Linked DNA regions of Homo sapiens: region 2 is linked to region 1. The links are chromatin loops, found by intact Hi-C in ENCODE. Cell type or tissue: GM12878. All regions are shown on one strand. Each heading gives the region's core, and the rest is flanking DNA. Links, peaks and the distances in the headings are about the cores only. Region 1 overlaps CREB5 (cAMP responsive element binding protein 5). Region 2 overlaps CREB5 (cAMP responsive element binding protein 5).

Evidence for each region. Peaks named below come from ENCODE experiments on the same cell type or tissue, not always from the same donor. Only the 100,000 strongest peaks of a DNase experiment are listed, where the experiment ranks them.
Region 2: it touches region 1 in a loop (1.9-fold over the local background); 1 of 110 quality-filtered maps calls a loop at or near these places.

The regions. Positions count from the first base shown.
Region 1 is chr7:28,477,500-28,482,885 of GRCh38, reverse strand. The region is part of intron 1 of CREB5 (cAMP responsive element binding protein 5); the gene reads right to left. Among named protein-coding and RNA genes, the nearest start is that of CREB5, 68 kb to the right of the region's middle. In GM12878, for the core only: no CTCF peak of the experiment used is centred there; DNase peaks (open chromatin) are centred at 1,265, 3,135 and 4,074; H3K27ac peaks cover 3,383 bases.
Region 2 is chr7:28,813,646-28,819,031 of GRCh38, reverse strand. CREB5 (cAMP responsive element binding protein 5) reads right to left here. Exons shown (of 11, transcript NM_182898.4): 10 at 853-961. Among named protein-coding and RNA genes, the nearest start is that of TRIL, 140 kb to the left of the region's middle. RefSeq lists an enhancer at 3,073-3,252. In GM12878, for the core only: no CTCF peak of the experiment used is centred there; DNase peaks (open chromatin) are centred at 2,951 and 3,441; H3K4me3 peaks cover 734 bases; H3K27ac peaks cover 1,763 bases.

The DNA of each region.
Region 1 (5,386 bases), core at 87-5,086:
CTGTTCTAATCTGAAAGCCTGGCATGTATTCTTATAAATACCAAAAGTTATGGGAACTTCAAACCTACAAACTGAAATCATGAGTATCAGTGAGCACTAACAATATGGCTGTGTCCCTGTCACCTCTGATATTGTTAACCTGGAAATGAATGCATTATAAATCTGAAAGGGGGGCTTGAATTTTATTCGTGATATTGACAACATTTATCAGCATTTATCACTCTCCTGTGAGTGTGGGAAGAGCCTTCTTGGCAGGACTCACACGAAACAGATCTTTCTGCTTTGTTGAGCTTATGAGACCTCAAAAGGTTTCTAGAGGAGGAAACTGGACCTTCCTGAAATACCAAAAACAGCTGGAAAACAGGAGCACCTTGAGTCAGTCACACTGTATGACACTCCACATCAATCCTGCTTTCTTCCTAGGAACAAATGTTGTTTATTAATTATATTAGTTAAGGCCATGGCCAATTTGCACTTCGTGTTTCTGAAACAAAGCAAATATTTATCTCAATACATCTGTCAGAAGGGCAAGGGGACACACACAATAATAACCCAACACACATTCACCAAAAACACACTCTCGATTTATTTTCTTCAAAGATGCCTGGTTCTACTTTCAAAGCAAGGATGCAGGTAGGTTATCCCCACATGTGGCTAGCTGTTGGGAAGGAATTGCATATGCAATTTGGAGCTAAGAATTTCTTTCTTTGGGAGGGATATTGCATCTTTCATTATCTTATTTGCTCATCTGCAAAACAGTGCCATTGTAGTAAAACACTGTAGAACAGGACCATTCAAAGAGGTATTATGTGAAAACATAACTATTGGAAGCTAACTGTAAATTAAGAGAAAAGTAAGTCCTCTGGATTTCAAATATATCTTTATTTTTCAAACCTGAATATTGTAACTTTCCACAGAAAAATAAACACCTTGAATTTCAGTCCAAGAAAATCAATTACTTTGTGTTTGTCTTGGTATCTTTCTGTGTGTCTGTGTGTGTCTCTCTCTCTTTCTGTGGGCATCTTCCCTCTGTCTCTTTGCATGTCTATTTCTCCATGTGTGCCTTTCTCTCCTCTCTTTGTGTGTTTGTCTCCTTATGTCTGTCTGTCTGTCTCACACAGACACATGCATATACTCATTTTATCAGTAGTGTTCTTACCAGCGTTACTGGTGAAAGGATCTTGTGGTCTTGTTTCCTGTTGCAGTGTTATTCTTGAAGCGGGCTGCAGTCAGAATCTGAATTTCATTGGGCTATTATTATTTGCAGCTGTGTGACCTTTTTAACCCTGCTTTAAAAGTGACATTTCAGCCCTCAAGCTTGAAACGCCTGAATGCTACAAGGTTTTCAAACCAGAGATTTACACAGGGAACAAGACCAAGAGTGGGGCTGTACCTTATAAGTGAACATTTCACCAGAACTTGGCGTGAAGAGGGTGTGTTCCTGGGCAGTTTAGAGCCAGTAGTCTCCCCCAGAAGGCCTGAACTTGACACATAACACTGCGGTTAAATATTACTATTCTGTTCAAACCAGAAGAATATCCCTGTTCTTCAAAGATATTTGCCATCCCCTGGTATCCCAAAAGCTCAGAATCCTACAACCTGAATCACAGCCCCCTTTGGGATTGCGTCACACTTTATATTATGCTTAGAGGCTGTCAGAAGTTCCCTTCCAATGAGGCCCACTGCTCCCAGGAGGAAGGATTTCCAAACAGCTTTTGTCTCTGGAAACTAACCCGGGTCTTACTTCCCAGAGGGGGCCGTAACAGGAGAGAGTGCTGGGGGCTCACGTCCTCTCACGTACTTCTGCAGAGGTTTGTGGTTTTATTTATGTGGCGTTTATGCTGTGTATAGGAAAACATTCCAGTGGGATTGGGTTTTCATATGTTAGATTCCTCTTTCTTTCTTTTTTTTAAATTTTCCATATGTTTCTTTAGATAGGAGGTCTTTGTTCAAAGTTACTGGCTAATTCTGATTTTTGTTTCACATAATCCTGTCTTATAGCTTTCCTCTCTATGGGTTCAATAGTTCAGAACATACTTGGTAATAAGCACTTGTGTGAAGCATGAGAGGTGCAATGTTGAGTAAGTCGCTGAATGCGTATGAACCGCATTTAGGTCCTTGTCCCCTTGTTACCATGCAGTACAATATACTTTCTTGCAGAAGACATCACATCTCTAAAACAAAAGTTTATTTGACATGTGTGTGGTTAACAAAATACAAGTGTAGAGATTCTTAGGTTTTGAAGGAAATATTGAATGTAACCAAATAATTTAGCTTGTTTCTAATGGGACTAAACATATAACCTCAGAAAACATGCTGACTGGTGGCAAACTCTCTTCCTTTTTACCTGCTCTCACTGTGCACAAAAAGGAAAGAAAACAAAAAAGAAAAATTAGAACAAAACATAGCCAAGGTTTAGGTCGACCCTGTCATCTCTATTTTTCCAGAAAAGAAAGTATTTCATTGTCATTTAAAATAACTGCCCCCATGAACTCCTGAGAGAAAAGACTATGATAGCAACGAAATTCAGTGCAAAACTGGATCTATTCTTCATACTGGTGGAAAGCAGCTTGCCTTTTGGAAAATCTAAGAAAAAGGTCAGCAGTATAGTTTTCTCTTCTCCCTTTGTGCCCTACTACAGTAAAATTTGCCTCTTTAGAATTGGAACACGTTCCCAAATGGTACTACTCTGCCTCTAGATAGATACTTTTTAATGCAGTTTGAGTGCATTTGATTTTTAAACAATTTTCATGTAAAATAAATATCTTTAAATATTCTTAAGAGTCACAACTTTTTAGTCTAGTCTTAGTTTTCTTTTCACACATGCAGATGATTTTTATTGGATAATGTGGGGGGGGGGAGGTTTTGGATTTTTATTCTAGATAAGTATCTATATCTTCAGCAACAATATACATTTGGTCCACCCAATGTACGGGCTGAAGTCATACTCAAAACATCTGAAAATGTGTCTTTTTCTGCATGAATGTGAGCTACCACATGTGAGACTGCATCAAGCCCAGTGATGCCCAAGCCAGACCACTCTGCTTTCGGCGAAACCAGGAAGAGACTATTTCATCTTACTATTAACTCCTATGATTACCACTACTGACTTCCTCTTGAAAGACATTTGAGAATGATGGTATCATACTGGGTGCTTTTTTCCCACGACCCCAGCAGAAAGCTGGGGCATTCCCAGGTTGTATTCTAAAGTAGCCAGCAGTTGTGTTCTGAGCCTGAGACAGCTCACGATGTCCGTTGAACACAGGGTAAAAATATACCGAAGCCTTGATTCAGATTCCTCACACATTCTGCTTCAAATGTCAAGTGTGTGAACATTTGACAGTACTAGGAGGTCACTTAAAGGCCATGTTAAGGCAAAAATCTCATGCCATCTGAAGATTCTCTCATCATTCGAACAAGGTTCTCTTTCTAAATGTTAGCAAAAGGCACATTTCATCTGCCTGCCTAGAAAAGGCATCATTTCCTTGGGTGGCCCAGTAAGGGGATTTGGAAATACGTGAAACCAATTATTGTCTGCTATTATTAGAAGGGGGTCACCCTGGCATTTAGTGGGAAGGGGCCTGGGATATGGGATATTCTGCAATGCACAGAATGACTGGTTCTGTGCAACACTGGAGTCTCCTGATCTGATAGCCAATAGTGTGGCTTCTGCAAGAATAATTAGAGTATAAGTACCCACAACTGCCTCGCCCATGCCACCCAGTTTAGGGTAAAAGGCAGATTAAGAATAACACAACAGGATGAGTGAGACAATGAAAACAAAGACCACATACAGAAGAGGAGATGAAAGGAAGGGACTAAGTGCGTCCCCACCTCTTTATACTTTCCCAAGAGCTCTGAAAAACTCGGGCAAAGTTAAGCTTATGACAAGGCCAGATTCAATGCCAATTAAAACTTTATGAATATTCAAAAAAGTATGTGAAATTATCATTCCCTGTCAGTGTGAGGGAGGGCTGGGGTCTGTTGCCAACATTTAAGCTAAGCATAAGCATACCCTTGCAGGTTCAGTCCATAGAGGAGAGAGATGACTAAGCTGGTATCAATTAGGGTGGCTTTTTCTGGGTAAATTATCTGGTTTGGCCACCTACAGCTCCCACTGTCCAGATAACTTAACCTTTATCTACAGCAGTGTTGACTCAACAGTAGCAAAAGAAAGAGTTGCCCCAACATACAAATATATCTCCTACTCCAATGCCTTACCACTTGTGATAATTGCCTTGTTGATTTTCTATTATTACTGAGAGGACAGCTCCATCATAGAGAATGTGTTTTCCTTTCTTTTTTTATACTTAAATAGAAAACATCACAAGCTTCTAAATTCTGCTTTAACGTTGCTGGCACCATTAGCCCTCCGCTCACAGAATACTTATTAGGGAAACTTTTGCCTCTTAACCAGCTTCTCAGTAAGAAAGCTTAATCAGTCCAAAGGAGCAAAAATACACACACATATACATATTTTTTTCTTTTGGCCTGTTTTCTTATTGAGAAGTTTATATATAATATATATAAATATGTATATATATTCACACACTTTACAGGGATCCTTTCATCCTGATAAACAAGCTCAAGACTCAAAACTCATGCCTAGCTCGTATTGTACCATGAGGAGGATACTGATCTCATAAGGAAGCAACTACAAAACTCTTGGCCCACCTTTCTGCACAAGGTTCACCAGAATGAAGGATCATTAAATATGTTTAAAGTGCAGAAATAAGCCGTGTGGGGTTTTGCGGGGTTTGTTTGTTTGTCTGTTTGTTTTGAGACATGGTCTCTCTCTGTCACTCAGGCTGGAGTGATCACAGCTCACTGTGGCCTCAAACTCCAGGGCTCAAGGGACCCTCCCACCTCAGCCTCTCAAATAGTTGGGACACCACAGGTGTGCACCACCACACCCAGCTAATTTTTTACTTTTTGTAGAGATAGGGTCTCCCTGTGTTGCCCAGGCTGGTCTCAAACTCCCGGGCTCAAGCAATCCTGCTGCCTCATCTTCCCAAAGTGCTGGGATTATAGGTGTGAGCCACCATGCCCAGCTAATAAGCTGTGTTTTGGGGGATTCCTAGATTATTTCCATGGACTAGAAAAGTCCTTCATATCTTTCTCAACTTCCTACTAAACAAAGAATCACTCACTAAAGCCTGCAAATCCACTAAAACACTCTGGAAAAAGCACATGGAAGGAAAAGGCCTTTTCCTTGAACCCCACCACCCACGAGAGGTTAACACTGTGCCAGACTCCAATTCATCAAAAGGTCCAAGCCATTAATAAACAAACGCAGGGCCTTCTCTTTTTCTGCCCCAGGGCTCAGGCCCCCAAACAACAGCACCATTTTCGAATCCACACTTCAAATCAGTATGAAAAGGGAAAG
Region 2 (5,386 bases), core at 231-5,230, 340 kb before region 1:
GAAACTGTACTAGATATTTACTTGAAATAGAAGTTTCACACATTTTCTTCTGAAAGTTAATTTCAAAACTTTATTTTCAACTGTTGTCACAATGCTATGCCTTTCCAGTTTATATCTACGAGCAAAGCCATGCTTTCTGTATCAGTAAAATGATTTGATGTGTTTCAGTCATGGATATGTGAACTTCCCCATTTTGTCTTTTTAAATAGCCATCCGTATATCAAATGTGGAAAAATACTCACATGTGGTGGGAGAATCTGTGTTGCTCAATCTAAAAAATTATTTGAAAATAAATTGACCTTCAGCCATGAATCCCTGCTCCTCCCACCATCCCTACTCAACTATCATTTAACCAACTGGCATTCCAGATGCAGAAACTGGGGTCTGAAGGAAGGGATCATTTTACATATTGGTAAACTGAGGCCAGTCACTAGCTTTTCAGCCCAGTGAGTAACATGCAGTGTTTCTGGAGGCACTGGATATGATTCACCCAAGGCCTGGTTCCCAGACCACAGATTTCTGAAGGCGACTGCTAGGCCACTGGTACTTGGGCTTCAGCTGGCTCTTTTCTTACTGGCTGCAAAATTGGAATTTGGTATTTCTTTTGATACTTTGAAATGCTAGGGAAGGAGTGGCCAGAAATTATCAGGAGGTGGTGGGCATGGTGTTGCACAGGGGTCAGAAAAAAGGGATCCCCTTGGAAGAATAGTCTGGAAGCCACTCAAGAATTCTTGTATATCTGCCTGGAAGTACAATCTACACTTTACTTTTGCTCTTTCAATCAAATTCAGTGCAAACTTAGTGGCAAAAAATATTGGACACTAAAGAAAAGTGAAAAAGTCGGCGACTTACTTAGATATCCTTGTGATTCTTTCTGCATGGCTGTTATTGGGCAGTCTTTATGTGTTAACAACAACTGTTTCAGCTGGGCCACCTCATTTTTCAACATAGACACTTCATTCTAAAAGAGATATGTATTAAAACCATGTTGAGAAGACCAGAGGATACAAACCCACAGCCCTGTGCACTTTCAACAACAAAACTGGCAAACTCTTCCATTATGTCTAAATGACATTAAGAATATTATTTAATGTGGTTCACCTGAAAGTTTGTAGCTTACCTTTAATTTGGCCCTCACATTTCCCAGGGGCTTTCTGCAGAGCTTAGGTTTTAACTCAAGAGCTGAACCTTATTAAAAGGCTAGACCACACCCTTAGGTGATGGGAACCGAAGCCAGGTGAGAATCCTTACTCCACACTGACTGTGTGACCCTAGGTAGATTACATAACCCAGCTGAGCTCCAGCAACCTCGTTATAAGATGGGGATAAGAAGAGTACATTATTTGTGTTACTATGAGGATTAAATACAGTAATAGATGGGAAACAGAACAATACCCAGCACATAATAAGGACTTAATACATTTAACTATTGTAACCTTCACAAGCTCAGGTTTACATCCAATTGAGAATGTGAATATGAGGCGCACATTGGGCAGAATTATGTGGTAGGATTTGTGGCTTCCACCTGAAATGCAATCAGAATAAGCTGACTCATCTACCATCAGATTTTCCAAAAGAAGTCTGTGTTGCTCAATCTAAAAAGAATATCTGAAAATAAATTGACCTTCAGTCATGAATCCCTGCTCTCCCCACCATCTCCTACTCAATTACTGTTCATGGGATACTGTTGAGCAGAGCACATCTACCTGCCTGATGCCCACTGAGCAGGAGGTATGGAAGCATACAGTACACATGTTGGTCAGCTGCAGGTGGATGATGTCAGCTCAGGGTGGCAAGGAGGCAATGAAGTTTTGGGCCATGATTGAATTAATTTGATTGAGTTCATTGATTATTTGGTCAATTTCGGTCTATAAAATACTCTTTCCCCCCTCAATATCAGGATATTGTGGATGGTGTGGGGTTTTCTTCTTATTTACTCATGTAAGTGCCTCGGATCTCTACTTTATCTGTTAATATTAATTCACAAAGGCATGCTCATAGCTTTGTAGAATAATGAACTTGGCACCCATTGTCTACAAATATAAACATAAAATAGATGGTAGCTCCGAGATGCTTCCACTTGATAAAAGTGAACGTAAATGTAGCACTATCTTGAATAAGCCACTTAAAAATTGTGATCAATAATATCCTCTCTTTGGTCAAGGTTTATTTGTGGCTGCCAGGCATTATACCTCACATGTAGGAGACTTAAAAAATGCATGCACACCGAAAAGGACGATTAACATTGCTGTCATTAAGTTGTACCTACACTTTCAATATGAACTTGGCTTTTCAGCCATGTATTTATCACCTAGGAAAGTATGTTTGGGATTCTAGAAGTTGCGCTAAAAAAAATTGAAATCTGTTTTAAGGAATATCTCCCATTTCTAAATTTCTTGGTGAAATAAATTATAAGCAACCACATATTGAGTAACATTAATAACAAAAATAATAAAATAAAACAATGACAAAATAATAAAAATCTCATCTACAAATCTCATCTCATTCCCTTTCTCTTCCAAACTTTATTTTTACAAAATAAAAATGACTATTTGGGAAATTAGCCTTAATGATGAATAAATCACTTAATCAAACAAGAAAATTGCTCTTACATCTCAGAACATACAAGAAGGCAAATTGTACCTCCCAACTCCAAATGAATGTGATTGATAAGGGGCTCTGTGGAAACCAAAAGTGACCCTGTCAATTCCAAGGTCAGTGGGATAACTTACAGGACAATTTATTTTAGCCTTAAACACTAACTTCTTCCTCTTTGACTTTACACCTATCTAAATTCAGATGGCCTTCCTTCTTTTTCTCAGTTCTCCTTCTGCTCAAAATAGCACATATAAAAGAAAGTCACTTCTAGACCATCAAATGAAGGCAATCTCTGGTTAAAAAAAAACAACCAAACAAAAACCAAGAAAGGAAACAGAGATGTGTTTATGTGTGTGTGTGTGTGTGTGTGTGTGTGTGCGTATATATTTGCTTCAGAAGGAAATGTCATATTATTTGCATTTAGACTACAGAAATAACACTTTTCTGAAATCGAAACTGCTAGACACCTTGCCCCCTGAGTAGAAGCTCTCAGCTGCAGATAATGTAGACAATGGATCTTAGAAAATGGAATCAAGTTCTAATTTCTAGTGAATCCACACTTTTCTACCTAGAAAACAAACAAGAAAAGTATTAAAAACAAAACTGGGTTCTCTTGCTTTCTTATACTTTTGGAAGAAAAAACACCCCTGCCTGTGGCCATCTTGGAGAGGTTGAATTTAGTCTCCATTTCTTCCCCCACTATGTCCTGGGCAATGAAACCCTTTCTTGGCAGCATTCGATCTCCCAGGCACAAAGTGTTCATTGCCCCTTCCCTAAGAAAACACTCAATTCTATTCTCTGGGTTTCTACAGTTAGCAAAGAGCTAACTGCCTATGATATTTGGCATGCCCCAAACAGTTTCACAATAAATTTTTGCTTTCATAAGTCTGTTTTACTATAAAAAGAGCACTAGTCAGCACATGTGGTGCCCTGGCCTATCACCAAAACCCCATACAAAGTATATGACTTTGGTGGCATTTAGTCTATGAACAGCAAAACACTTTATTAATAAAGCAATATGTTGTAAGTACAGAGACCAAAGGCCTGAGTGTTGTGAGGATCTGTAAAAATGCAGAACCCTGAGAATATTGAGACAACTGACCATCATTTAAAGATATATGTGAATATGAACATATTCTTTTTTTCTTTTTTATTGTTATAGAGACAGGGTCTTGCTATGTCGTCCAGGCTGGACTACAGTGGCACCATCATAGTTCACTGCAGCCTCTACCTCCTGGGCTCAAGCAATCCTCCCACCTCAGCCTTCTGAGTAGCAGGGACTAGAGACATGTGCCACAATGCCCACCTAATTTTAAAAAATGTTTTGCAAAGATGGGGTGTAGCTATTTTGCCCAGGCTGCTCTTGAACTCCTGGCCTCAAGTGATTCTCCAGCCTCAGCCTCCCCAAGTGCTGGGATTACAGGCATGAGCCACTGTGCCTGGCAGGACATATTTCTTAATGTAACATGTTAATACTTATTTAGCCATGTTATTGTGGGAAAATGAACACCAATTAATGTCCTCAGTAGAGAAGGGCAATCAGCTTCTTGTTTATCCATATACATATAACTATGATGCTGCAAGGACTAAATAAAGGCCTAATAACCACATAAGCCATAGAAATTCATGGGGCAGCATCCAGTAGGAAAAGGAACTCTCACTTGAGAGTTGAGAATAATAGGGTTTGAGTTCCCAAGCTGCCATGCCAACCAAGTATAAAACACGATGGTTGAACTACTTCCAGAAAGTTCCTTCCAGAAAGAATTTTTTTTTATTCTACAAGCAATTCTGTGTCACCTTCTATTGAGAAAGCAAATTACCCAATTATCCAATGAAAGAGTCCATCTTGACTTTTATTCATTACTTAGCTACTTTCAATATGCTCAAATATGCTTATAATTCAGGTCTTATCTTTCATAAGGGAGCCAGTTCTAGCACCTCTTATGCTTCTAAATCTTAGTAGGGCAGATTCCAAAGCAACATTTATAGTTTCATTTTAGAGCAAAATTTTCTATGTCCATTTATGTGTCCATATTACTGAGAGAGCATCTACGGAGCCTTCATTATATTTCATAAGGGGCCTTTGGCTTAAGAAAGGTCAAGAATCACTATCCTAGAGAAAGAAGAATGAATTGTGTGCTGTGCACATGCATAATCATCTTAAGGATTCCATAGTGAAAGACTGATTAGTGTAGGAAATGCACAAATACTAGACTATATTTTAAGTAAAAACGCTTTTCAAGGGAACGTAAGTGGAATCACCTTGAATTCATTTTGGAAGAGAACAACCAGATAGCAAATGTTTCAAAATGCATACAAGAAATCAAATGTGGCCTGGAAGTCTAGTAGGGAAATAAAAACCAGGCCTTCTGGAGGCATTTTCTTACTCTGAATTACCTTGCTTTATAAATTGAGGAAAATCACCATTTTGTATTCCCCTATGAAGGTTATAATCAGAGTTTTAGGTCTTAATATAAAAGTATTTTGTAAATACAAGGTATTAATAATATGTATTGATTGTCTGGTGGAAATCAACTCTTCATTTTTTCATTTTTCTAAACGAATTTGAGTTTGCTCCTCTAAAGCAGTTAGCTGTTTAGCGACTGTAAGATCCAGTTGGACTGATCTATTTTTAAACCCATAGTTTGCCTTGGGATGAAGCAGCACGCCACAGAGATATTCAATACTACAAAAACATACTTTCAGCAAGCACTCCAACAAGTCCCTAATAGCTACATTTGCAGTGTTCAGCTTTGGGGATGTCATTATTTATATGATAAATCCACAA